5 separate regions of the Homo sapiens genome follow, and regions 2, 3, 4 and 5 are each linked to region 1. The links are chromatin contacts, found by Hi-C or POLR2A ChIA-PET in ENCODE. All regions are on one chromosome and are shown on one strand. Each heading gives the region's core, a stretch centred on a gene start or an enhancer-like site at or near the end of the contact. The rest is flanking DNA. Distances are from core to core; before and after follow the strand shown. Region 1 holds the start of BTF3 (basic transcription factor 3). Region 2 holds the start of HMGCR (3-hydroxy-3-methylglutaryl-CoA reductase). Region 3 holds the start of GCNT4 (glucosaminyl (N-acetyl) transferase 4). Region 4 holds the start of ENC1 (ectodermal-neural cortex 1). Region 5 has its middle 43 kb from the start of LINC01331.

The links. A loop is a pair of places that touch in the nucleus more often than their neighbours do. ChIA-PET counts read pairs that join two places held with the same protein, here RNA polymerase II (POLR2A). Pooled maps may share reads with other maps.
Region 2: a map of B cell shows a loop between it and region 1 (19-fold over the local background). The contact joins the promoter of HMGCR here to the promoter of BTF3 in region 1. A Hi-C loop is called at or near these places in 2 of 168 maps with a recorded cell type or tissue (B cell and naive thymus-derived CD4-positive, alpha-beta T cell), 1 of 37 single-sample maps with no recorded cell type and 11 of 50 pooled maps. POLR2A ChIA-PET finds 5 or more read pairs at or near these places in 1 of 52 experiments (PC-3).
Region 3: a loop to region 1 is called in a pooled map, with 5 times the contacts of the local background. The contact joins the promoter of GCNT4 here to the promoter of BTF3 in region 1. A Hi-C loop is called at or near these places in 10 of 50 pooled maps.
Region 4: a map with no recorded cell type shows a loop between it and region 1 (11-fold over the local background). The contact joins the promoter of ENC1 here to the promoter of BTF3 in region 1. A Hi-C loop is called at or near these places in 4 of 37 single-sample maps with no recorded cell type and 11 of 50 pooled maps.
Region 5: a loop to region 1 is called in a pooled map, with 12 times the contacts of the local background. The contact joins the enhancer-like site here to the promoter of BTF3 in region 1. A Hi-C loop is called at or near these places in 8 of 50 pooled maps.

What each region holds. Positions count from the first base shown.
Region 1 is chr5:73,496,185-73,500,594 of GRCh38, reverse strand. BTF3 (basic transcription factor 3) reads right to left here and starts at 2,153. Exons shown (of 6, transcript NM_001037637.2): 1 at 1,796-2,153; 2 at 1,393-1,461. The coding sequence starts at 1,927. It overlaps BTF3-DT (BTF3 divergent transcript), which reads left to right and starts at 2,275. Exons shown (of 1, transcript NR_186388.1): 1 at 2,275-3,042. RefSeq lists a silencer at 1,669-1,718 and enhancers at 1,355-2,165, 1,929-2,228, 2,259-2,318.
Region 2 is chr5:75,334,717-75,339,126 of GRCh38, reverse strand. It overlaps HMGCR (3-hydroxy-3-methylglutaryl-CoA reductase), which reads right to left and starts at 1,907. Exons shown (of 20, transcript NM_000859.3): 1 at 1,827-1,907. RefSeq lists enhancers at 877-1,435, 1,436-1,996 and a silencer at 1,676-1,795.
Region 3 is chr5:75,049,608-75,054,017 of GRCh38, reverse strand. It overlaps GCNT4 (glucosaminyl (N-acetyl) transferase 4), which reads left to right and starts at 1,460. Exons shown (of 4, transcript NM_001366737.1): 1 at 1,460-1,589; 2 at 1,791-1,849. RefSeq lists silencers at 204-573, 694-743, 964-1,213.
Region 4 is chr5:74,638,047-74,642,456 of GRCh38, reverse strand. ENC1 (ectodermal-neural cortex 1) reads left to right here and starts at 1,729. Exons shown (of 3, transcript NM_003633.4): 1 at 1,729-2,150. It also overlaps a transcript of HEXB not described here. RefSeq lists enhancers at 30-743, 744-1,459, 1,921-2,280 and a silencer at 1,621-1,880.
Region 5 is chr5:74,577,138-74,581,547 of GRCh38, reverse strand. No RefSeq gene overlaps it. Among named protein-coding and RNA genes, the nearest start is that of LINC01331, 43 kb to the right of the region's middle. RefSeq lists an enhancer at 4,034-4,203. Within about 2 kb of position 2,272, at least 4 of the 41 ENCODE cell types and tissues checked have a DNase peak (open chromatin) inside an H3K27ac peak, as active enhancers do.

The DNA.
Region 1 (4,410 bases), core at 904-3,403:
TGTAGAAATGTTTCCATATTGTGACTACAGAAATACTTCTTGTATTATTAGCTAAACGAGTATTAAGATGTTAGGACACAAAATTTAATCTTGTTATCAGCTTTAAATATCCTAGCAAATCTCAAGATTTCCTTTACCCTAAAATGATGTCTCCCAAAGTTAAAGCCTAATGATGAGAGTAACAACAAAAAGACTGCACATAAGCACATTATTCAAATTACTCCTTCTGAAACTGTACTGAAAGTAAGAGTGGTTAAAAACACCAATATAAGAGCATCCAAACACTGAGACACAAAAAATTTGAGTTTTGCTGGCACTTGAAGGCCACAGTCTGATAACAATTGATTAAAGAGGACAAGAAACATCTAATGTTGTTAAATGTGTGGGTGTGGATCCTGAAGATGGCTAACGTTAACAAAAATAAAAAGTAAAAAAAAATCAGGATAAATTCACCGCTGGCAAAGTTCAGTAATTTAACAAAGCTGTATATTATTATTTAAGTCTAAGTGCAACTTCTGGCTATCTCACAGCTAACTCTAAGTTAAACGCTTAAAGTTGGGAAAAACTAAAAGGTAATAAACATGTACCATGGAAGCTTTACAAGTTTTACCAAGTAAAGACATGCTCTGTTTCAACAAGCTACCACACCTTGTTAAATACTAAGAATGTGCTAACAATACAAACTAGGTAGACCTCTGTCTACAGTGGACTTCTTATTAATTACAGGACAATCTAAAAATCAGCTTCAAAAAAGAATCCCCTTGATGTGAATCAGTATCCACCAGGAAAAAAACAATTAATCAAAAACTGATCATTTAAAAATCAGTCACTTTAATTCCCTCATTTTTACAGTAATACAAAGTCAGAACAGGAAAGATACCTACTTGGGTTATATTTTCAAATCTAATAGTCACTGCTCTTAAACTCCAAAATGTACCCGTATCTTCAAATACCCTTGAAATATGCAACTACCCTAAAGAATATTTAGTTCAGAAAGCAGTACAGAAAGGTCTCAATTTACAAGAGAGACAAACAAGCACTGACTTTAGAAAACTCAGGCCAAAACAAGTCAAGGGTATGATGTGCACAACGATCTAACTGAAATGACACATTTTCCTTACTAATTAAATTAGGAAACACTTTTGTGTTCTACTTACACTCTGTAACACTGAAAACACAAACATGTTTACACAAAGGCGATGTTTTTAGCTCGTCTCACTGATGTGTCTCCAACCCTCGTCTCCCCCGCTCCTCGAGATTTGCTAGCTCCGTGAATTTCCCTCGATAGGCAAAGTTTGTCACCGATAATATAAGAAGCGCAAAAGGAATATGTTTTTTAAAATACCTAAACCTTAAAAAAAAAACCCACAAACCCGAACTATTAAAACTTACTTTCCCACCAATGCGCACTTGTGCCTGCAGTTTGGCGAGTTTTTCCTGGTTCATGATTGTTTCTTTCATCTAGAAAAAGAGGAAATCCTCAGCAAGGATAGGTTTAGCTCACTCTAGCATTCCATGCTCGTTATTTCCCAAGATACCAGCAGGAAAATAAACGTCCTACACAGGCCGAAACCTGGATCCCAAATCCACCCCGCAAAGCTCCAAATTTGGGTTTCCAGGGAGCCCAAAGAGCACCCGCCTCCCCACCACTCCCCCACAGCTCCCCGCTCTTGGCAGGCCCGGATGAAAGGCTCTACCCCACGCCTGGCCAGCACCCCCCACCCCTGGCCCTGGCCTGGCCTCGGCCTAGCCAGGGCCTGCCCGGCCCGGCCACTCTCCGCAAGCCTCGCGGTACCTGAGGCTCCTGTCCTCGGGTTCCGCCGCGAGGTGGAGGTTGAGACAGCGTCGCCTCGCCCCCAGGGCAGCCGCCCCTGGCTCGACCTCGCCCCCGAGAGTCAGCCTGAGCGGGTGCGCCTGTCCGTCGCATCGCCTTCCTCTCCTCCTCTGCCCTGTCCCTCCCTGTCTCGCTCCTTCAGGGAACTTCCCGCCCCCGCTCCCGTCCTCCTACCACGCCGCCGTCCAGAGCCTTTTTGTACCTTGTCGGAGCGAATAAGGGGCCGCGCGGGGGACTAGGGTTGGTGCTCAAGGGGTCTCGGGTGGACCACCTGAGATTAGGCGCACACACGCGGGGACGCAAGATGGCAGCTAAAGGGAGGCCGGAAGTGACACAAGGCCACTTCCTTCAAGAGTCAGGAAACTGACTTCGCCGCGAACTCGGTTCCTCCCTGCGCACGCGCGACAGCGTTTGTGATGGTCCAGCGAGTCCCTATTCTCCTCCTCCTGCTCCAGCGGCTGCCGGCTGTAGGCCCTACGAGAGACTGCTGGCTTGGGGCGCAGCCCGTACCTCTGGGAGAGGCCACAAAGGGGTCGGAGAGCGCGGTCCTGTGCACAGTTAGGGTTAAGTCCGCTCAGTCTCCATTGGGCCCTGATCCTGAAGTTCTGTGCCCTCCGAAGAAAGGGCCTATTCACGTTTCCTGGAGACGCCGGAGGTGCCCAGCTTGTGCTCACCACTCAAGCAGCTCTCCCCTTGCTGGAGGTGTGGGTTGGAGAATTGCAGAATTTCCCTCTCGGCCCGAATGAGCCATTACCAAAGCATTTTGTCAAAAATAGTGAAGTTAGTTTGGCCTTCCAAGGTTAGGTGGTGTGGTAGATTGCGGGACCGAGGTTCAGAATTTCTGGGGGCTGTATCCCCGAGCCCCACTCCTCAGAATGCAACTCTGTACGACGAAGGAACTGGGTAATCCGCATTTCAGCCAATTTAGCAGATGACTAACCACCTTAAAACGGTCCACACAATTATCTTGTTTATCAGGCAAAAAAATTGACTCCTAGGTACCGAATTGGCATGGATTTGACAATTAGCGATTCACGGTTAAGCAGACTTTATCTATCTTAATCCAATCAAAGGAGAATTTCTGCCTGCTGTGTTTGGAGAGACAACGCGTGGATGTGAGTTAAACTTTGTTAAACCCAGGACAAGCTTTAAGATAAAACGACTGATATTTAAAATGGCAATTTAAATAAAAATGTTCTCTGATCAGCCTTTTTGTGGTCTTAACCATGAAATGTCTTTGCATATTCAAAAGTGAGTCCGAAATCTTAGAATGCAATGTGTGTAGCAAGAAAACTTGTTCAAGTGCAGACCCCTCTCCAGTTAAGATCAATGTTTAAACTTTTTGAATACTTTTTACATATAAGTTTGTTGCAACTGATGTCTCAAGAACATAACTGGTGAGGACAGCTGTATTGCCTTTTAGAATAATTGTTACAGTTATATTTACAAAAAACAATGTTGCTTCAGTTAAATATGAGTGAAGTTTTAGTACAGGTAAGGGTGTTTGTAGTTAGGCTTATGTGGGTTACCTTCCTAATGACAAAGGCCAAAATGGCAGTACCAACATTATGCTGTGCTCTGGAGATATTACAAAATATATAGAAAGACTCCCCCTTTTGGAAGAAATGTGTATCTTTGTCCAGGAACAGTTTTTTTCCTCTCCTCCATGTTATATTGGAGGCATTTGAAACTTCCTAGTCACGTGATGTTTTCTGAGCTTTTATAGAGACAAGATTGTATGTATGTAACCTGCCACCTTTTTTTTCTTTTTCTTTGCCTTCCCTCTCCTCTGCCCTTTTAATACACCTGTTTTCAGGAAATATTGTGAGCTACTTTTATTTATTTATTTATTTCTACTTTTTGAAACCAGGGATGCTGCTAATTTTATTTTTATAATTTTTTTAAAAAATATAAAACTTTAAAAAAATTAAAAGAGATGGGGTCTCACTTTGTTGCTTAGGCTGGGCTCAAACTCCTGCGCTCAAAGGATCCTTCAGTCTCAGCCACTTGAGAAGCTGAAACTACAGGTGTGCACCACTTTCCCTGGCTTATGACTTTTTAATTTTCCCCTCGTTCCTACTTTTTTCTCCTGTTCTTTCATGAATTTAAAAGTTTGCTGCGTGTTGAAAATATAAAAGATTACTTAATAGTAAAAAAGAAAATTTTGATTTTCTTTTTACGTTCTGTTTTGGTTTGGTTTTTGTGCTTTTCTATTTAGAGATGGAGGTCTTGCTATGTTGCCCAGGCTGGTCTCAAACTCCTGGGATCAAGCCATCCTCCCATCTGGGCCTCCCAAAGTGCTGGTAGTACAGGCATGAGCCACGATACCTGGCCAAAATTTTGATTTTTGACTCCAGCTGCTTCTGCTGGTTTTATGAGTAGTCAGGAAATTCTGATTCTTCTAATAAAATAATTATATACTAGACTTTTCAAAAATATGGGATTTTTTTGTTTCAAAAAAAGTTATTACATTGCAATCTTAGCTCAAGGATGCCAAAAGAGTAACTTGTGCTAATGTGGGAGCCATTTCCAGTATGCTCCCAATGTCTATGGCAAATGTGGGTAATTGGCTCCCA
Region 2 (4,410 bases), core at 658-3,157, 1.8 Mb before region 1:
CATCTTACTTCCTCCTACTCAGCACTCCGCCTGCATTACACATTCCAGTATTTGATTATATACTATCTCACAGTGTTCTCAAATTAATAAATGTGTACATTTTGTCTCTTTGAAGCCAAGAACTGCGTCTTATATGGCAGTCATTTTCAATCCCAACAAGATCTAGCATTCTGCTGCTCAAGCTGGTATTCCAGAAAGAAGGAAAAAAAAAAAAAAAAAAACGAATCTTGCACTGGCAATCAGGAAATCTGGATTCTATACCCAATTAGCTCACATTCTATTACATGTTGTTTTTTAAGTCATATCTATTCTCTTCATTCACTTATGAAGCTAGAGCTCCAAAGTTCTCTGACAAAGATAAGTGTTAAATGGAATCATATGAAACTGCTATTTTTGTAGGTTAGTTGAATTTTAAATACTGGCAATTTCACATGGGTCAACCTAAGTAGACCATGTAATTCCATAATGTGGCTATCTATAGTCTAGAAACTAGACCATAAAGGAATACAAAGAGTGTGTGCATGCACGCATACTCACACTCTTATCTTGAAATGGTTATCCCACATACCCGACAATTTTCATGTTAATGCTGTAACCTATGTGCAATTTTGTTTAACCTTCATGTTACTAATTCCCATTTGTTTTGGCCACCAAGTTTATCATAAGTTCTGGAAGAACACTACAACAAAGCAGGCCTGCAAAATCCAGCCTATCCCCAAAGTACTGTCCAGGTCTTTGCTAGATTATCTCTAAATTGCAAAATGCCTTTCACTGCATGGAGAGGAAAATAAATTCATAAGTAAACAAAAAGTACATTCTCTACCTTGTGGGACGCCGAAATCATGCACATTTAGTATAGCCCAGAAACAAATGCTTCCTACGACTCTGCAGGACCATGTCTAAGAAGGAATATCCTCAAATCCTGAAATATTTCAAACGACTACTTAAGAATGGAGTACATCGACCTCCTCCTACTGCAGAAATTAACTGTTCTATATTTGTATCTCCAAGGTACATTTTTCCTAAAAGAATATCAGCACCAAGGAGACTACACCCCTTACCAAAAAAAAAAAAAAAAAAAGAGGGAGAAGAATCTTTTGAGTCATTGTGCGAATCCCCACGTTGGGCTCCGCATCCTCTCAAGCCGTTCTCCTGTAAATAACCAGACACATCTACACCAATCCACGGTTCTTTCATGGTTCTAAGTTAGTCAGCAGTATTTACAGAGATCTTTCCCGTCACCTAAAAGAAAGGTGCTAACGAACAGCAGTTCCTGGGCGTGAATGCCCGGATCCCGGGATGCAGGCGCTTCTCCCGTCTGCCCTGCGAGCTGCCGGCCCGACAGCCCCATAGACCCCTAGCATTTCTCGAATCCAGGGGCCTCCGAGGTCACCCTGCCTGACACCCTTTCCGCCCCGATTTTCGTGACCGTGCAGCCAGCACTGCCTACTCTGACTGAACAGGGACGATGAACGCAGCTACGCCCCGCGGGTCCACCGATGATGACCGCAGTCACGAAGAGGCCAGACCGCCGCCCGCCTCTCAAGCCCACCCCGGGACCCCGGGTTACTCCGGCACTGATGCCGGCCGCCGCTCGGCCTGCCGGGCCTCAAGGACATTCCTTGCAGTCCCCGCGGGTCCGAGCTGCCACACCGACAAAGCGCAACCGCAGCCCCCTCCAGGTCCGCAGGAGCTGCCGGTAGCCACTTCCCAGGGCCGAGGGAAGCTCCAGAATTGCCACCAACACAGCCCAAACCCCGCTCCCACCCATCTCCGCCCCGCTCCCCGCCGCCCCTGCCCCTCTTCTCGGTCACCGCCCGCCTCACCTCCAGATCTCACTAGAGGCCACCGAACCCCGGCGCCGACGCTCAGCCTGGCTCCAGTTAACGCAGTCGCGGAGCGGAAGGAGCCCTCACCTTACGCACGCTCGGAGCTGGACGAGCCTTCGACCAATAAGAGAGGATCGTTCGATTGTCTAGCCAATCGCCTGGGGGCTGCTCGGCCTGACGGCGCTACGTCACGAACGGTCGCCTTAACAACCGCCCACAGCTCTCTGCAGGGCCAAGAACAGGCACCGCACCATCTCTCACCACGGCTCGGCCAACCAATAGCCGTTCGAGTCCCAGCACTAGGGCCTGCCTATTGGTCCTAGAGCTGTGGGGGCGCACGCATGGCAGCTGCCTAGGCGGAGGCGATAGGGGACCAGGCGGGTGGAGTGTCCCACAGCCTCAGTGCCTGACCCGTGCTCGTCCTGGCTGTGATAGTACAGTAGGAGGCAGTGATAGGAAGCAGAATCGGAGCGTGAGGGAAAACGCAGGGTCAGGTCGATGACTGAAAGCTCAGTTACTAGCGCGGGAGAGATGGAGGGAAGCGGAGGCGGCCATGAGAAAAAGAGGAATATAAAAAAAGGGAAGGTGGCGGCGACGGGCACCTCAAACCTGTAACTGGCCGGTAGCCGAAACCAGCGCTTTCCCGAGATTTACCCATTAGTGTAAATGGCTCCGGTCACCTGCGTCTCTCTCTCTTGTGTGCGACATCCATTGCATACTGGATTCTCTCTGAAATGTGCCTCTCCTGCGTCTTCTGTGCGTTCCTTCTGCTCTCCGCCTGGTGCAGGGCTTTATTATGTCTTACTTAAAACAGTGCAATAGCCTCTCCTAACTGGTCTTCCCAGTCTTACACGCATGCACTTCCCAATCTGTCCTGCAGAACTCCCACATGCAGTATGTGGCATACTACTTCCTATTATGCCATAGACCCAAATCAGCGTTTCTCATTGTCTACTGGATTAAAGAAAGAACCTGTCACCACTAATATGGCCCCACCACACATTTCTGACGTATCTCTACTTTCCTGTGCGAACCTTACAGTTCAGCCAGGAGTAACTGGCCCTTCTTCAGTCACACTCAGTACCTTTTTACCTCCCTGCTTATGTTCTCTTTGTTTACCTTGGATATGCCTACCCATTTTAACTGCTGAGATCCTAAATATCCCTTAAGGACTTTTTCATATGCCACCTCCTTTCCTAATTCCCTCAAACACATCATCACTCCCGACCTTGAAAACCCATAAAATTTCCGTAGTATTTTTTTATTTGTCTTACTATCGTATGTGGAAATTTATTAAGGACAGGAATTGTATTTCACTCAATTTTTAAAGCCCATATTTTGAAACACATTACGAAGAAAACACTAAACACTCCTTAGTTTTAATAAATGATTATAGATTCTTATAATCCTTATATAATAGGTATTATTCCCATTTTACAAAAAAGTAAAAATTAAAGTTTGTCAAGCAACTTGCTGTAGATCACATAGATAATGAGCAAAACTGGAATTTGAACCCAGATCTAATGCTTAGGCTGGTTCTACTGTTCCCCACTGCTTCAGTGTAAGACCTTCATTCATATCTCTTTACCAAATGTTGCCTTTGAAATGCTCATTATGTGAAGTACACACTGTGGTTGGCATGGGAGATATAGTGACAAACATGACAGACATAGTGCCTGCCTTTATGAACCTTGCACAGTAAAGAAAACGGGTGAACTACCCAAAGATTGCAGTGTTCTCTTAGCAGCCTTGTCAAAAAAAAAAAAAAAAAAGAGAGAAAAGTGTGTAAGTACCGAGAGCCTAGAACCTGTCATATTTTTAATGCCGCTAGAAGTCTCAAGGACCAAATATCTCAGAAGTTACAGGTTGTACACATGCCTACTAATGTAATTCAAATAAGGACTAAAGTTGTTACCAAAACAGGCTTTAGCCCAAGATTTAGAAATTTTCATTCGCAAACTGCCTAATTGGGAACTCCAATAGGAATATGAGTTCCAAAGCAAGCAATAAAGAAACACCAGTTGTCTAGTTTTATGCTCTTAAAATAAATTCTATATCCTTCCCAAAAGGTATTTCAAAAGAATCTTTATAGCACTTAACTAATAATTTGTACTTAGTGATAAATCACAAAATTTGGTATGGACACAAGGTAGAAAGGGAGGGTGGGGGAAGCGCCAAGGAAGTCCATGTGCCGCTTCCTCATATGCATTTAACCCTTCAAGGAAAGAGTTTATAAAAGTATAATTTTTTTATTTTTAGAGACAGAGCCCAGGCGGGCGTGCAGTAATGGGTCCGGAATTGGAGGGTTCTTGGTCTCACTGACTTCAAGAATGAAGCCGTGGACTCTCGCGGTGAGTGTTAACAGCTCTTAAGGTGGCGCGTCTGGAGTCTGTCCCTTGTGATGTTCAGATGTGTTCGGAGTTTCTTTCTTCTGGTGGGTTCGTGGTCTCGCTGGCTCAGGAGTGAAGCTGCAGACCTTCGCGGTGAGTGTTATAGCTCTTAAGGCAGCGCGTCCGGAGTTTTTCGTTCCTCCCAGTGGGCTCTTAGTCTTGCTGGGCTCAGGAGTGAAGCTGCAGACCTT
Region 3 (4,410 bases), core at 211-2,710, 1.6 Mb before region 1:
TGGGCGATTCCTGCAGGGCCTGAGCCTCCGCAGAGCCCGGCGTTCAAGGAGAAAAAAGGAGCCGCGGATGTGAGTTTGCTTCGTCACTGCCTTGTGAGCGACTTTGGGCAAGTTACTTAGCTCTCCTGACCTCAGATTTCTTGTCTAATGTGGGAGGGAACCGAACGTGGATGACGCTCCGGGCAGCGGCGGAGAGCCGAGATCACCGCGCGCGCCTGAGAACTTTGTCCGAAGCGCGGCCCGGGGACTGGGAGCGCAGGGCAGGGAGCTCCCTCTGCGGGAGCGCGGAGGCGCTCCTACTTTCTCCGCACGTCACGGGGGCCGCTCAGCGCTCTCCCACCCCGGGCCGGGCGAGAGCGGCTCCCCAGCAGGGCGACGGAGGAGCGCGGCGAGAGCGAGCCGCCGCGGAGAGCCTGGGAACCCAGAGCGCAACCCTCGGCCCCCGCCGGGGCGGCCTCCGCAGCCGCACGGACCCCGCGTTCGGGGCTGGCCCGCTCCCTCTCGTAAGTCGACTTGGCCACGCGGGGGAGCGAGGGTCGCCCGGGGCTGGAGATGTTAACCCGGTCTCAGCCTCGTCTCCGCCGGGACGCCCCGACCCTCTGCTCCTCACGACTTTCGTTTTCCCGCCGGGGAAAACTTCGGCGCCGCGTCCATCTCCAGGCGGCAGGCGGGGGCGCCCTCTCGGAGCCGCGCGGGGAACCGGGCTGAACCCCGGCCTCTCTCCGCGCCTGCAGGAGCCCCGGGGCCACCAGAGCGCGCGGCGGACGGACACAGCGTCACGGGCCGGGTGGGCGACCCGGCGCGCGCCTAGCAGACGCCGCAACTTCGGGGCTCCCCGCGGCAGCCGCCGCCTGCGGCCAGACGCGGGGAAGTTCCCCGAGGCCAGCGGGGGGAAAGGGCAGCGGGCGGCGGGCGCGGAGCGTGTCCTGGATAACGGGCGCGGGCCGCGGAGCCGGCTTCCTGGGCTCGCGGGCGGAGTGGAGCCGCCAGGCTGGAGTCGCGAGCGCGCCGGCGCCGGGCTTTCCCGGGACTCTCCCCAAGTGCCAAGAAGCGGCTCGTGGGCGCGCCCTTGCCGGGAGCAGGGGCATCCCGCCGTCCTGGCCCTTCAGAGCCCAGCGCCGCCCAGCCTGGCCCGCGCCGCTGCGAGGCGCAGGGGGCCCGGGGGAGCTACTGAGCCCGGCTTCGTGACGCTTGCCTTTCGGAGCCGCTTGCCGCTTCTCCGCAGCCCTGGACCAGAGGGGACAAGCGATGCTGCCCGAGCCCCCGCCCCTGGGCTTCGGGACAGGGACGCGGGGCGCCTGAAAGGACTGCTACCGCGGCTTCTGCGCCAGGGCAACCGGGGCTGGAGGGGGCCTCCGAGTTGTTCTTTGGGGGCGGAAGCTGCGGGCCGCGCCTCCCAGGCCGCGCCCTTCCCAGAGACCAGTTTCTGGGCTTTTTAAGGTCAAGTTTTTTGTGCCGCAGAGCGGGCCGGGATCGTCTGCCTGCGAGGTGGCGGTGCCTACCACAGCGGGTCGGGAGCTTCTGGGATCCGAGCCGAGAAACGGGACGCTCGAGTCCATTTGCAGTCTTCACGTAGGAAACGGTGCTAGGTAAACGGGGCGAGTGGGTGTTTTGTAAATTTAAAGACTCAGCTTTCCCTGACGGGGAAGTTTTCCGAGTCACGTAGTCTGGGAAACAGTGTATTGTCCCCTCGTTGGGCAGGCAGAGAGGCGATATTGGCCTTGGGGCACTTTTTAAATTCATTTTTTTCTTTTTCTTTTTTTTTTTTTTTTTGTCTTTAAAAATGGAAGAACAACAAACCAGAAGATTAACAGAGTTGGGGCTAATATAATGCGTTTAATTGTCTCATGTGAGTAGACAGAAGTCGCCCTTTTTGATCTTGCATTCATAAAACATGTCCCTATTAAAGCATCAATAAGCCTAAAACATTCTAGAAACTAACAGTTCATTCTGACAGCTTTTGTTGATAGTCTCTTAAGGAAGTAAAATCTTTAAAAGTGAAAAAGTGAATCATTATAGAGAGCATATCCTATGTTGCACTTTCTAAGGATCCAATTTTGTGTGAGAAATGACCAGTTAAGATGTGTTGTTGATTTATCTCTTTCTGGTATCAGGAGAGAAACAATAGCCAAGGAACTGTGTGGCCGCTGAATTTTCTATGGGGAGACTGAAAGGAGTTTCCTGCTGCGGGGTGGTGGTGGGATGAGAAGGTTTATACTCTTTTCTTTGGGGGAAAAAGTTTATACTGATTTGCTAAATGTCACATCTCCTGCACAGAGGTAGGTGGGGTGAATGGCATAGTCGGGCAGTCAGAGTTAGCACTTTATGGCACCTGGCCAAGTGCCTTCAAGATAAGCAGGCCATAAATACAGGTGCTTCCCAAACTGACTTTGAATGACCTATGGTTGTTTTCTAGGAAGGGAGAGGGAGAGAGAGCAGGTAGAGGGCCCTGTACCTGACGGTGCTGTTTCTGCCTCATCCTTGACCCACGGGTGCTGGGAGCATGACCTGGTGACCTGGGGCTTATCACAGCACCACATAGGAGAGGTAAAACGGAGTCAGCTTCAGGGGATTTCCTTCTTAGGCTACAAGGCGGGAAGAAAGCAGTGAGACAGTAAAAATGAGCAAAGCAAGGCTGAAAAGTGAGTTCTTCAGGCCACCTGTGTTGAGCACTGGCTGTGAACCAGGCTGTGAACTGTCCCAATGTGAACAGCGCATTGGCTGCTGTGAGGCGCAGATGTGCTGCAGCTCACTGCATCTGTGCTGAGGCAGGAGGCCTTGCTGGGGAGACTGAAGGTGGGCTCAAGGATGAGTGGGAGCTGTGTAAACTAAGCAGCCATGGGGGAGGGGAGAGGTGAGAAAGGGGAGTATTCCCATCCCCGGGAATGGTGTGTGCTGAGACCAGAGGAGAGGAGAGCCTGAGAGGTGGAAGAAAAGACAGGTTCAGTATGACCTGAGGGGAGGATGGAGAATGGCACCGGGGAGGCCAGCAGATACCACTGCCAGGTGATGCCAAGGGGCATTGTGGCGAGTGGATCCTCAGGACAGTTTCACACCTGATAGTACGCAGATGAGATATGGATTAAAAGCAAAACAAAACTCCAGCTGCCCCGTGGAGAATGGACTTGAGGAGCCCCTAAGTAGACAGGGCTGGGTCAGAGGGTGCAGGAGGCCTGGCAGTTGAGACTGAGGTAGTGCCAGTAGGGATGACACGTTGGGCGGATTCAAGGCCGGCTCTGGAGAGACCTGGGGCTGAGTTTTGTGTAGGGTGTGAGAGCAGATGAGTTTTGTGTAGGGTGTGAGAGTGCAGCGTGACTCCCTCTAAGCTTGGGTGCTGGTATTTACGGAAACAGGGAACATTGGAGGAGGAAAGACAAGTTTGGTTTTATTGGGTCTGGGCAGCTTTCGAGGCTCCTAAGTGGAATGGCTTCCCTAGTGGCCACATAGTGCACTCGCTGGCTGACTCTCCACAGATGGTGGTCCTCTGTACGAGGGGTGTGGTCTGAATCCTGGGGTGGATGGGGTGGGGCGAGGCGGTGGTGTCTGAGGACTGGAAGCTGCTCCCAGAGTGAGAGGTGGGACGGAGGGCTAGGTACTTTAAGATGAGGGAGCCTTAGACATATGTGAATGCGATGGAGCGAGTTGGAAGGAGAAGCTGAACACACAGGATGTCTGGATCCCCTCCCCCTTGGATTGCGATGGTATTTTGATATCAAGCTCATGTAATGTAAACTGTCAACATCTTACAGAAACAGTGTTTTAAAGCACGTGTGACTGCGAGTGATTTACTTCACAGATCATACAAATGTAATGTTTAGGAGAAACATGGATGATAATCACGCAACAGAGATGCAGCATGGCTAAGAGCAAGGCCTCGCAGTGAGACTGCTGAGCTCCTGGGTCTGACTCTTGTCACTGCCTAGCTTAGGACCAGGCCCAAGCTTCCTGACATTCCTGTCTCAGTTTCCTGGTCTCTGAAACGGCACCACACCTAAGGGGTACGTGCTCTACAGCACCTCCTTGTGGGCTGTTGTAAGGATTGCCTGTGTGCATTATGCAAGCACATAAAGTGCTCAGTAAACCTTAGTGCTGGTGGTTTTATTATCATGATGCCATTTCTATCATTTCTGGTTGTAGAATCTGAAACGTAGAGAATGTTGAGAACCTGTCCAAGCCCATACAGCCAAGGAATGGCAAAGTTAAGGCCAGGATCCGATTTGCCTGACTCACAAGGCAAGGCACCTTCTACTTAATGTGTCAACAAGTGTCAGGTGCTCGATGCTGTATAAAATTAACTGTAATAAAGGGATCCAGTCACTGCTTGCCAGAGTGTAGTGAAGCAAAGCAGATAACATCAACATTGAGGCTTACAGACTTTTCTCAAGCAATTTAGAGATGTATGTTTTGTAT
Region 4 (4,410 bases), core at 480-2,979, 1.1 Mb before region 1:
TTTCAGCACCTATCTCTGGAGTCTACAGAGTTTCCATCTGTCTGGTCTTTGCTTCAGAACCTGGGTGCTGCTTGCCAGCCCTCTCCTAACCTCGCAGCCCCCCTGGCTCTCCATACGTGGTTCTTGACATGAATTGATCCGGGCTGTCTCTGTGAATCAGCCTCAAGCCGAGACTCTGCATTAAAAAATATATATATTGAAAGGTTCGTGGTGAGGCTGCCGAGTTAATGCTAACAAAGGACTTCAGAGGGCACTGTCTTTCTTTGTTTGCAAGGAGCGAAATTTCTCGGCGCAAATACCAGGAAGGAACAAGGATAAAGGAAAATGAAATTAGAATGAAGAACTGACAGTCTTGGTTTCAGCAGTCTGGACTCTGGAAGCGCCATGTGGGGCCTCCTTAGCCAGTTTAAATCGCTCCTGCGCCTAGTGTTTTAAAGCAAGCTGGGAGGCGAAGCGCGGGCGCTTGGGGACGCGGGGACCCGGGGACGGAATAAACTCTGTCGTGGGGCCCTCACTCTCGAGCTGCAGAGCTGGGACATTGTTGCTAAGTGACTACGAGCCAGGCAATTCACATCTCCCTGGGCCTCGGTTCCCCACCTGTAAAACAAGGGGGCTGGACCGGTCATCTATCCCGTTCATTTATAGACTTAGCTCCAAATACCGAATAAAAGACAGATATTTTAACTCCCAGTGGAAAGACAAGCCTCTAGTTGCAAAGATAAATGGGATTCGTAAAAGTGATCACCACGCGAGATTATTTTTCGAATCGCCTTCCCTTCTCCTGACACGCGGGACTATTAAACGTGTGTGTGTGCTGGGCCATTTCTTTACTGAACTCCAAACTAACACCACCGAGCGATAAAAAACAGGAGAAGGTGATGGAGGCTTAATCGCTAGGAGAGGAGGCGGCGTGGCTGCTGCTTTGAGGAGTTCACTTTGAATCAAGCGGCCGCGGCGATTGGCTGAAAAGCACGTGGTGCGCGCCCCGCAGGACTGCGCCCCGGCTGCCCCTGCAGTCGCCTGGCTTAGGGCAGAGTCCAGCCGGGGGTGCCGCACCCACTGGGGAGTGGGGAGGGAGGACACATAGGAAATGCCTGGGGCTGGAGTCTCTTTGGCTCTCTGCCAGCAAGAAACTTAAACGTCCTGGCTTGCTCAACCCGAGTGTCCCTAAACTGTCCAGACTTTTGCCCGTCCATTGCCACTATCTCTCCCCACTCTGGGTGTCCTACCCAAGGCGCTGTCTATGCGTGCCCAGGGCCTGTCCTGCGGATACCCAGCTCGCCCCTTGCAGCCCTTTTTAGAGCATCTCGCGGGCTCTGGCATCACCAAGCGCACAGCCCCGGGCTGCGCTCCCCTAAGGTGGGTCCCTCAGATCCGGGGCTGTCCATTAACCAGGCTGGCCCAAAGAGGCGCAGACACTCGAACCCGGGAAAACTTATTTTATTCTCGGTTCCCGGGGTTGCAGCTGCCAGCGGCTGAGACAGTGCGTCCGCTTTGTCTCTCTGCACTCCCCGCAGCCCCCCTCTCCCGCTTCCTCTCCCGATTAACTCCCCCGACACGCTCTTCTCTAGCTCCTCTCCTCCTCCCACTCCTTCTCCTCCTCTTCCTCCTCCTACACCACAGGCCGCGCTAATGCGCTTCCTCCCTCCCCCGGTGTCGGTCTCTTTGCATACGCGCCCCCTCCCCTCCCCGCCGCGCCACTTATAGCGGGGCGCACGGCGGCGGGGCGCAGACTGCTCTGGCAGCCGGAGAGGAGGCGGTGCGGCGGTGGCGCTGCGGAGACCCGGTCCAGACGCCTGGCGGCCGCCGGCACACAAGGCGCTTTCTAGCTCCCTCCCCCGAGCGCACAGCCCGCCTCCTTCCGCGGCGCCTGCAGTGGCAGGCTTGCTCTGCCCTACCGTGACGCGCTCCGGAGACGCTCTGCGGGTCCTGGACACCGGGTCCGCGGCGTGGGGACGACAGACGGAGGCGAACGCCATCGGTAGCCGGTCCGCGAGCCATCGTTCGGGGCGCAGTCCTCTCCCCGGCTGGCCCTCCTTTCTCCGGGGCATTCGCCACCGCTTCCCTGGGCTGAGACGACCGGTTCGTCGCCTCCTTGCCCGTGACCGTCGCTAGAACTCAGTTGTGCGTTGCGGCCAGTCGCCACTGCTGTAAGTTTCCCCCACTGCCCCGGACCTGTTGCAGGCGCTGCGGGCTTCAGGGGCTGCTTCGGCTGCAGGGGTGTGTTCGCGAGGGGTGAGCGTGCTCCGAGCACTCGGGAGCTTCGACTAGAGGGCAAGGGGAGCTCTTCTCGGTGCGGAGATCACGGTGCCCGCCGCTGCCCTCCCACAGCAGGCAGAAGCCGGGCATCGCCGGAGAGGTCGACCGGCCTCCCCTCCGCGGTGCAATGTCTGGGGCGAGCCGCTGGGGAAGCGAGGAGCCGAGCTAAGGATACAGTCAGCCTCTCTCCTCTGCGGAAAGCAGCGCTTTCCTGGGGGTGAATGTCGCGCTGCGTCGCTCCCCGCAGCCTCCAGGGCCGAGCGCGCGGGATGGTTGGCCCACGTTGCATCCTCCCCGGCTTGGAGGAAAGTTGGGGCCATGCACAGACACCCTGAGTGCGGGCATGTTCACTGCGGCGGAAATGTCTATAGAGAATGAATGAAAACTGCTTTCTGAAAAACTAGTTTCTTGATCTGTCGTGTTAACATTATTAGTTACAAAGGATAGGAATTGGTGGGCCTGGAGATGAAACACTGAATTTATCCACATGCGGTTTGGTGTCACACAGGCATGGCCAGCTTGTTAAATAGCGTTGCAAGTGTTAATAAAAAGACTCTGGCAAGAAGCTACTTTTGTTAACAAGATCTTTATAATGTTCTATTGTTACCGGTAATGTAAATGCCCAGAAAAAAATCTGCTTAGTTTCTCTTTTGATTGGATTGAGATCAGGTTCAAAACCTGGAGAAGGGTGCGGGACGCTAAGCATTGGAGGCAGAGAGCCTGAGTTAGGAGCATGAAGTGAACTGAAGTTACTGTAACTGAAGCCCTTTTGATGTTCACAGTAATAGCAGCCCTTTCTCTGTCTTCTTTGCAGACGTAGGTTAAGTACATGTGTGCATTTTCTTGGCCACTTACTTGGTATGCAAATGTGATTTCTCTGGGGGCTTAAAAATGCTCGAAAGATGATTCATTTTATGTTGAAGGTGTGTTCAGTGACTTGTATACATGGTTTCTGCTGATATTTTGAGGTTTGCACAGTTTTAAACCAGAAAGCAAGTATTTCCTCTTGGGTTTCCAAGTTTACTTTTTATTTTAATCAAACATTGTTGCAAGAATGTTGATTGTGATTTTGACTGTGACGTGCTTTTCCATCTGGGTGGTATCCAAGATGACAGGCTAGGCTCTTCCTTCTGGCTTGTTGGGCCAACCTGGAACATACAGGAGCATAAACACAGGATGCGGAGAGATGTAGATCCTATATCCTAAGGTCTTCTAAGCAAATTGTTTTCTTAGGTGTAAGTCTGGTTGTGAATGTTGTTTTGCACCATCCTGAATTTAATGTTCAAGGAAATGTGTTCTGGGCCTAGCATGATTCCAGCTCAATGTGTAAGCATTTTGGTGCCTGTGCACCTAGTTTCAGGGAGCCTCATTCTTCCTTCACTCAGGGCAGCATTTGCTCTGAGAGAGGCGGCAGATTCACAAGAGTAAGTAGACAGTCTATTGAGGTTTAGGTTTAAAGTCTTCCTCCAGATACTCCAGATTGAATGTACTAATTAAAATAGCAACTACAGTGGTGGAGCATTGAGAATGCTAATGAATGTTTTAACCCTTTGGAAACCTGATGCATTCCCATAGGTTCATATGGTCATTCTCCAAAACACTGGGCATTGGTTAGAATGGAGTAGACAGTAGATGCTTAGCTTGAGGTGGGAGTGAAGCTGGCTCCTCACCATTTTTTATATCTCAAGTCACTGTGGAAATTACTGGGTGCTTTGTAAAGTCTTCCTAACACTGGAGCTCTAGGACTTTGTTGCTTCCTTTCTTCCACTCAGCCATGTTTACTCATCATAAAAAATTATATTCCAAAAAGGAAAGAAAACTAGTTGCATCACCTAATGGTATGAGGTATATGTGTCATGCCCCTGCCTTTGTGGTTTTCTGTGCAGTCTTATAGTGGGGCTCACATCTGGTTGGGGAGGTGCAGGTTAGTATTTTAGCCCATGAATCTGTGGCAAATCATTCATTTGCATTTATTAATAATTCTTAGAATATGCATTTAAAAATGTCTGAATGGTTAAAGGAAACAGAGTTTCAGCTGCGCTTTTGGGACTGGCTGTTATGTGTCTGGAACAGATACTGCAACCAGCCACACAGTTTACCCTCTGGGGATAAACAGCGGGATAAACAGCTTCCTTAGGAATCCTTGGACAG
Region 5 (4,410 bases), core at 1,023-3,522, 1.1 Mb before region 1:
GGTGGATCACGAGGTCAGGAGTTCGAGACCAGCCTGGCCAACATGGTGAAACCCCATCTCTACTAATAATACAAACATTAGCCGGGTGTGGTGGTGCATGCCTGTAATTCCAGCTACTTGGGAGGCTGAGGCAGGAGAATCGCTTGAACCTGGGAGGCAGAGGTTGCAGTGAGCCGAGATTGTGCCATTGAACTCCAACCTGGGCAACAAGAGCGAAACTCCATCTCAAAATGAAAAAAAAAAAAAAAAAGAAAAGCAGCCCAGAGCCAGAGGTCAGAGTTCGGCGGCAGCATTGATGCTGGCCTGTTTGGCTTGTCAGTGTTAATCAGTAAACGGGTTGCTAAGACAATATTTGAGAAACAGATTCTAGTGGATTAAGGTGGAGGTGGGGTAGAAGACAGTGTTCTTTGAAGACAACAGTAGTCAGAGGGAAACATAAAATAAGTCCAGTTTAGGCTCCACCCTCTCCGGGAAGCCTTTCTGCTCTCTTGGACCTAGGTGTCTATATTCTAGGTATATATATTCCAGATATAATATATTCTGGATTTAGACCATGATGGACCTCTGACCATAGGGCTTTGCTCTTTGTTTTTTTAAAATGAAGTGTGTTTTGCAATCACCAAAGAGATTTTGATCTACTCAAGATAGTGACTTTGTCTTATGCATTTTTTTGGAAATGCCCCTTTTCCCATAGCACCTAGTTCCAGCTAGAGGCAGAGTATGTGTTTCATGAGAATTCGACTGATAGCCTGACAGTTTCCAAGGTTTGCAGCTTAAGCCTTCTGTGGTGGGCAGCAGAGGCTCGAGGCTTCCTCTCCTCACTGCAAGTCCCTGAGAAGGATCTCGAGATGGTGCTTTTCCTGAAACCCCCCTGCACCCAATCCACTGCTACTTGAGCTGAGTTCTTTCATAGTTGGTTCCCAGGAACAATCAACCAAGTATGAAAGATGGGGTGACAGACTTTTCTTGGAATGCAGGTGGGGGCTGGCTTCCCATTCTCCCTGGGGAAGTAAACACTTTCCGTATATCCTTCACCCTGACTTCCATCTGTGGTTCAGGTCCCACAGATCTCTTAAAGTCCAAGAGGGCTGTGGAGGTGATGGGTGCAAAGCTTTTCAAAATTTCATGCAAATTTTGTGATGTATACTTTTTCTAGAGAATAGGTCTATTCCTTTAAATACCTTTATGTTCCCCCAAATGTGAAGAACTACTACGTTATCCACATTTCTGCTACACAGGCTTCTGGGGAATTATTTGTGTGGGAACAAACACAGATCCTACATGAGAAATAGGGGATGAGCAGGCCATGTGGCTTGGGGCCTCAAGCTTGAGGGTGGGGCTCCAGTGTTGCTGTTTTTAGTGGCAAACTTGTTCATGACTAGTAGTCAAGGTTCAACAGTAATATTGCTTTTAAATAAAATTCCTCAACTCGCCTCCCACATTAGCCAAATCTGAGGGTAGGAAGACCACCTCAAGATCGAGGGTCCTCAAAACTGGAAAGCCGGGGCTTCACAGAGGCTCTTTGGAGAGCTTGGGCATGGCCTGGTTCCAGCAGAGAATCTGGAGCAAGTATCTAGGAGTGGTTTTCTTTTTTCAGTAAGCATGGAAAGGAAAAAGTTGGGAGAGACTTTGCCTGAAATGAAAGCCCCTCGTACAATATTGCGCCCCCCAAAATCAAACAGTGACTTTCTGCTCCTGTGGCCAGAAGAATCTTCAAGTTTCAGAGAAAGCATCATGGCATATATATATAAATTTGAGACGGAGTATTGCTCTGTTGCCCTGGCTGGAGGGCAGTGGAGCGATCTCAACTCACTGCAACCTCCGCCTCCCAGGTTCAAGTGATTCTCCTGCCTCAGACTCCTGAGTAGCTGGGATGACAGGTGCCTGCCACCATGCCCGGCTAATTTTTGTATTTTTAGTACAGATGGGGTTTTACCATGTTGGTTAGGCTGGCCTCAAACTCCTGACCTCAAGTGATCTGCCCGCCTTGGCCTCCCAAAGTGCTGGGATTATAGGCGTGGGCCACTGTGCCCAGCCCGGATCCATATTTTTGTACAACGAGAGATTCACTTTTAGCTCTCACTTTAAGCAGGAAGTGGTTCTTTCTGACTAAAAAGGGGTTTAGCTGCCACACCTTCCATTTGCTGGACAATACAGTAAGACAGAGAGAGAGTGGTTACTGGGAGTACAAGCGATAACACTGTGCTGTCATTCCTGGGGTTAGCAAGCCACAAAGACTAAGGACTACTTGTGGTTGGAAACAAGGGCCCGGAAGCCGGCGGTGCACACTGAGAGGCATCGTCTGAACAACTGGGGAAACACAAATGAGGCTCCACATCTTGATCAATCCTGTTTATCACAAGGGAAGAAATTATGACTGGTTTTGTGCTAAAGAGAAATTAAAACTGAGATCAAAAGCAGTTATACACACTTTATGTTTATTTAAAATGCACACATACATGGTACCCATGCAAAGTAAACTGTGCATAATTCTCATGGAGAGCGTTTTTTTTTTGTTGTTCTAACAGTATCTTTTGTTGTCCTCACAGGGTTGTGAGTTAAGGAACTCTTAGGTAATGTCGTATTGAGGTACCTGATTTGGTAGACACGCCAAGATGTTGAAAGTCAGTATCAGGGCTCAGAGCATGAAAATCCGGGGATCCCCTTTGTAGAACTCTGCCTTAAGAAGGCTATTTCTATCTGGGTTTACTTCTGTTACACATAGTTTTAGGATTGTGGCTACCATGTTGAGTGTTTCTGTGACCACCAAAGTTCTATTTCTCTCTGTTACTAACTCTTTGAGTTTTAGTGCCTTTGTTTAGAGAGATTAGGGGAAAAACAGATTTTTTTTTTTGTATAATTGTTGAGTAGTGTAATTTTCAAATAATAATAATAATAAGCATTTCCTATAACTTAGGCACTATTTTAGTTGCTTCACATGTATTAAATCAGTGACATTTCACAATCACATCATGAAATAGGTGCCGTGTTTATCCCCATTTTACAGATGAAGAAGCTGAGGTGCTGAGAGATTGGAAACTAGCCTGAGGGGAATAGCTAGTAAGCAGCAAGGCCAGGACGCAAACACTGGCAATCTGGTCCCTTACTGATGCCATGCTTCTCTTCAGAGCGCCCAGCCTTTCAGCAAGATTCTCCAAAAAGGTTGTAATGATAAGGCTGGTCTTAGCAGTCTCTGGGCACGGGGCTTGCTCCTGTCACTGCTGGGCAAGGGTGGGTTGCTTGCTGTCTGTGGGCTCTCTCTTGCCTCTGATGAAGAAGGGGAGGAGGTTGGTGACACAGTGTCTTAAGTCGAGCATATGCATGCCTCTGTTTAACTCCTAAGGCATCTGTGTTGGGCACATAATGACAGAGAATTAATATTCAATGATCTCTTGACTGATTTTCCGCTTGTATAATATATGTTCCCAGGCAAGAAAATTTTCGTGGTATCAAAGCAAAGTGGAAATCAGAAAATGTGAAGGTAGTCTAAATGTCTTGCAAGCAGAAGTTTGGTAGGACCAGACATACGATTTAGTTAATGGTCTATTACTTTCCACTGAAAAGCTTGTTTTATATTAAAAATGGATCATTTCATTTGAAGTACAGTTGGTCCTCTGTATTCATGGGTTCTGCAGCCAACGATTCAACCAACATGGATGGAAAATATTTGAAAAAAAAAAAATTGCCTCTGTACTGAATAGGTACAGATGTTTTTTTTTTCCTTGTCATCATTCCCTAACCAACGTAGTATAACAATGATTAACATAGTATTTACATTTTATTGGGTATCATAAGTAATTTAGAGATGATTTAAAGTATACTGGGAGGATGTGCAAGGGTTCTATGCAAATACTATAGCATTTTATGCCAAAGACTTGAACATTTGTGAGTTTTGGTATCTGTGGGGAGTCCTGGAACCAATCTTCCTCAGATACCAAGGGATGACTGTAGATTATCTGAAATAATCTATTGAGAGACCGCTCTTACGCACCTGCACTGCAACTTATCCCCCTTCAGCCACACAAACCAATGGGCACAAAACATTAAGGCACACAAACACCAAAACAAAGAGATGGCTAGAGTGGTTGACAGGGTAAGCAAATTGCCTCCTAATCTAATACATGAAACCAGCCTTGCCACACCTAAGTAAACACGCTCTTCTGATGTTGATACTGCCCTCCAGGCCACGAATGATATTGCCCTCCAAAACACAAAGCTGCAGCAAAATGCACCAAGTTCTATGGCCCAACCCGTGGGCTTTCCAACTGGGCTCTTGTGAAAAAGCAGTGCAGGTGAGGGCTGGGCTGCCAGTGGGCGCGGGCTGTCACCAAGCTGGTGCCTTTCTGGAATCTGAGGCCTGAGGCTTTGTTTCCTGGCTAGGGATATTTTCTCAGAGTTGGAAATACCCTC